Regions from separate parts of the Homo sapiens genome. Here region 2 is linked to region 1. The links are chromatin loops, found by intact Hi-C in ENCODE. Cell type or tissue: heart left ventricle. All regions are shown on one strand.

Region 1 (2,500 bases):
GTAAGTCTATCCTTGGCCCTCATAGGACTTGACCTCAGGGCATGTGGAATTGAAAGGGTAGGCTGTGGAGATGTACTCAATGTATTCCCATGGGGTTATCACCTTTCTCTCCATTTCCCTTCCCAAGATTTATGCGGTACCGAGAACACTGGAAGGTATAGCTTCTGAGTACAAACTGATTACATGCGTCAGTCTCCGAGGTTAGAGAGTCGCATCAGCTCTGGATTCCTCTGAGCTGAAGCCCAGGTGCTGGGGTAAGTGTGGCGGCAGGAGGTGGCATATGCTTCTCCTGCTGCTAAAGATGTCTCCCATGTGGAGGGATCTCCACTTGGGTAATACATCTGGCTCATCTTCACCCCCTCTTAGCCTTTTACAAGAGGATTAGTTACGACTTAATTTTATTTTTGAATTCTGAAGGAGACTGTATTTCCCAAACTATGTGCCATGGTGCTCTGCAGTGCTACAGCAAACTCACAGGGACCCTGTGGGATACATTCAAGAGAAGCACGGTGACACTTGTGAGGCACCTAGCTTACTAATACTGATGAGTTATTTGGACCTAATTTACTTAACACATAGAACTGTTAGGTACTTCTTTTGACTGAGAGGCACTATAAAAAGCATGCTGAGGTACTAAGGGTGCCTGCAAGCCAAGAAAGTTTGGTGACCTCTAGCTCAGCTCCTTCCCTTTCTCTCTGGAGCCATCATGCAGACAGAGAACCTGCACTCTGCTCTGCTCCTTCCACGGAGAGGAGCCTGCACTTTCCTGCACGGCCCATCACTAGGTAAGCCTGTCTAATTCCAGGGTCCAGTATTTGAAACCTGTTTGCCAACAGATATAAGCCACACTCCTCAATATCTGCTTTATCACTCATAAAGGTGATACTTTACATCTCCAAATCCTGACTCCTTTGTCTCGCTTTTCCTCAGGCAGGGCGAGACATGCTATTTATTGGGTCCTTCTCGAATCCCAACAGAGGCAAGTCAACGCCTCAGGAAATACATGAGGCTGTACCCTGCACTTTCTTACCCACCACAAACAACTTTCAAGCAGGAGAGTTACGGCCTCCCCTTCTTTATCATTTAGGTCCTTAATTTTACAGATTTGCCCTTCAGCAGAACTTTATTAACCTTTAAAATAAAATCCCTCAAAATAAATCCTGACTTGCAATTTTAGGTACCATATCACCAAGGAGAGCTGAGGGACATGGAAACGTGGACTGGACAAGCATAAATTGCATTCGAGCAGTTTAATCCTAAAAACATAGTTTTATTAACAAACTGAATAGATGAACTTTACTAAGTGACAATTCTTTTTTCAAAAACCTTTTGGAAACAATGCCTGAGATAGTTAGATATCTTTTATTACTAATTGTAAATTCACCTTTCACTCACAGGAAATCTTAATCCAGCATTGGCAGTGCCTGACCTCAACTAACCACTTACTGCTCAGCCTCCTCCTAACGTTGCTCTGTATCCTAATGTTGCTCTCTATCAGCCACAAAGATAAAATTCATAATCTTTCATGCCAAACTCAAGAAGACATTTCAGTTTGCTTTCTCAATCTTCTTGCTTTCAGAACTCTTTTTCTTTACTTATAGAAGAAGAAAAATAACAAACCAACTATGTAACAAGATAAGTTATTCTGTGCCTCCCCCACCTCCAAAACCAGGGGGCACGATTCTCATCCATAACAGCTCCTTTCTCACCCTGCACCAGGTCATTCAGCTGGAAGGACATATATTTTGATTAGCATATAACTTTATTTAGTATGTAAAATTCAGTATTTACTCCTTAGCTACTTTCCAAATGAAGTTAAGGTAGCTCGGAGTAAAACATAAAAGAGCTTATTTCTGTAACATCTACTTTCATCCATAAAGAAATAGTGTCAATTCATCAGCTGTTTCACATTTTGAGTTTGCCAGCAACTTCCTATGACTATGTGGGGTATAAATTTAAACAAGAATGAGACTAGAAGCATGTGAGCTGATGAAAAGAAGTTGAAAGGTTTGATATTTAGGCTTCTCTGATCTCTCCAAAGTAGAAGCTGGTGGGTGTCCCCAAAATTGTTTCAATCACTAATTCAAAACCTATTTACTGACCACCTAATGTGTGTGAGACACTAGGAGGCAATAAAGCCCAGCAGCCCAAGCCAGGGACAGACAGAGGGCATTGCACCCACACGTGAGGCCTGTCACACTAAACCCCATGGCTCTGTGGGGTGCAGGTCTTCAGGGTCCTTGCAAGGGGGGAGATCTATGAGGGCTTCAGAGTAGAACTTTGATTTTATTTACAAATAAGGTTTCTGAGTAAGATTTCATTCGGGGTAGAGAAGTTTCTTTTAAAAATAAAAGGTCTGGAAGATGGCCAAATAGGAACAGCTCCCGTCTGCAGCTCTCAGCGTGATTGATGCAAAAGACGGGTGATCTCTGCATTTCCAACTGAGATACCTGGTTCATCTCATTGGGACTGGTTGGACAGTGGGTGCAGCCCACAGAGG
Region 2 (2,500 bases), 75 kb after region 1:
ATATTTTAAATTAGTTCATTTATCTTGTTGAGACACAGGAAATGGCGACAAATCTCTCACATACGGAATACAGGAAGACAATGCACCTCCTGTAATATGTAGCAAATGTAATCCATTAAGACAAACCTTTCAGACGATTGCATATTATCTAATAATAGCCACCCCTCATATGTTGAAGGAATATTTTATCATTAAAAGATCCAGAAAGCTGGCTACAAATCATGGACTACTTCTGAATTTTAACAGACTCAAATTTTAGAAGTCAAATAGTTTTGAAATCAATGTTTTTGAGTGATCCTAAGCAGATTGTGGGTCAATACTAGTATAGAAAAATGTAATAAAGAACTGTAATTTCTTAAAGGAGAGTTTAAAAATGCCACATTTTAGGATAAGACAACAAGAGCTGGATTAAAGAGAGAATGTGATGCTCCCTTAAATGTGAATGAACAAAACAGCATTTCTCCTAGGTCCCATTCCAGGGTTCATATCAACGAGTACTTTTGGCCCCATGGCTCCTGCCCACTTTAAGGGTCCTTCCGAGGCAGACAAAGCAGGGCCTCCAGGCCTGGAGGAAGAAGCAAGTGGATACGGGGGAGCCAAACACTGCTCTCAGGATTGGTTGCACCAAAATCACGAGGAATCAGAGAATCCTGCTAAAGACACTGTCCATCTCTGCCCCGCCACCAGAAGTTCTGATTCATAGATCTAAGTGGGAGCCCAGAAATCTGTATTTTTGATAAGTAGTACCTCAAAGCAATTCTAGTGCAAAGCCACATTTAAAAATCACTGTAAGATTACAAATCGGCGTTCTCCATAAACTGGATGTAGATAGAATTTTGAAAAACTACGTGCCCTCTCACACAATTTTAAGTGGACACAAAATTTCTCATCATAAGTTTAAATAATTGTAGAAGCTATACTTCTTGTGGATTAAATATTGACATTTAGAAATAAAACATGTATCTCTAAATACCATTGTCATTTGATAACTCCATCATCCATTTAACAAATAAAAGAACAGGCTCTTCTTTCACGTTTTGTAGCATTCCTTATTCCCTTTAAATTTATATTACTCCTATTCCACTTTCCCTCCAGAATTTTAACTGAATGTAAGATAATTTTATGCCTGAAACTCTTTTAGTTATCACTGTACCATAATCCTCTTTAACAAAAATATGCATATTAATTGAAGTTTAATTTTTTTAAAAAATTTCCTATGACAAGACTCTAAGTTTTAAAAAACCTCTAGTTTGGCTATTATACTTATTTTCAGTTTATAACTGATCAAAGCTACACATGTACTATAACATTGGTAATTATTAAAGAAAAAAGTATATTTTTATTGGAAATGTATCTCAGATAGATGAAGCCTTTAAAAATTATTTTATGAATGTATGTTACAGACTGCTGGAGTTAAGGCATGTTTCTGTGTCATTTTAATTATATTTTTCTTTTTTCAAAAAAAAAAGCCTTCATATTAAAAACTAAATGGGATTTGAGGGGTTTTGTTGCAGTAATGTCTCTTTCTGAGTTATATGCGAACTCTTTCTGAGTTATATGCCTAAACGCACGCTGGTCAGAACCCATCACTGTGTATCAGCTGACATCATTTGGGTACTCCTTTAATTCTGTCAAAAGTGAAAAAAAAAAAAAGAGCCACGTAAGTTGCAATAAAAAGTCTTGTTGTCCACCTACTTGATTCATTCCCTTTTCCAGCTTTATGAGAGCCAGTATTTTGCATCTGGCATGCCAGAGGTCTTCAACCACAGGGCAGAGTACAACGGTGAGCTCAGAGACGCATGGAGGATCACAGATAGATGGCAGAAAGACCAACTGTCTGCCCCACTCTGTGAAGGAGAGGGGACAGGAGACCCTGCAGACTGCAGGCTGGCTCTCAGGCAGATCAACTTTAGAAAAAAGTATGTTTGAGAGTTGGGATATAGAAAAGAACTGTCCTTGTAACTGTCTTTATAAAGGGTACATGGGTGTGTGTATGTATCAGCTGGAAGACCCCGGCCAGATGATCCTGCATGCATAGTCCATGATCTCAGGAATCTGCTGGTAACCCCGTAGCAGTTATCTGAGGAGAAAATCAAAGGCCAGAGAACACACTCAAGGCAATCCAGACAGGATCAAAGGCTGAACAGGGTGGTGCCCAGCACAGCACTTACCTAAGGGCAGTGTGGTAGGAGGAGCAGATGGACTGGAACTGAGAATGAGGGTGGGCGTCTCTCTTAGAGCAAGCCTATTCCAATGTGGACTCACCCATTTCTCACAAGCCTCACCTTTCTAAAAAAGATCCCATTGAGAAACACAGCATAAAGTGTGGATGATTACTTGCCTCTGTGACAGACGGCATATTTACTCAACAGAGTAATAACTATTCCGATGCTGGTGTTGCGGCAATCACTGTATATGAGAGGGGACACACAAAAATGCTGTTTGGCCTAACTCAGAAATTCATAATTAGGGCCAGTGGAGTTATAAAATACAGAAATAT

Evidence for each region. Hi-C counts contacts between places; a loop is a spot of excess contacts. Peaks named below come from ENCODE experiments on the same cell type or tissue, not always from the same donor. Only the 100,000 strongest peaks of a DNase experiment are listed, where the experiment ranks them.
Region 2: it touches region 1 in a loop (2.7-fold over the local background); 6 of 110 quality-filtered maps call a loop at or near these places.

What each region holds. Positions count from the first base shown.
Region 1 is chr9:7,161,321-7,163,820 of GRCh38, reverse strand. All of the region lies in intron 19 of KDM4C (lysine demethylase 4C), which reads right to left. Among named protein-coding and RNA genes, the nearest start is that of KDM4C, 400 kb to the right of the region's middle. In heart left ventricle, no CTCF peak of the experiment used is centred here; no DNase peak of the experiment used is centred here.
Region 2 is chr9:7,086,243-7,088,742 of GRCh38, reverse strand. The region is part of intron 17 of KDM4C (lysine demethylase 4C); the gene reads right to left. Among named protein-coding and RNA genes, the nearest start is that of KDM4C, 330 kb to the right of the region's middle. In heart left ventricle, no CTCF peak of the experiment used is centred here; no DNase peak of the experiment used is centred here; H3K27ac peaks cover 803 bases.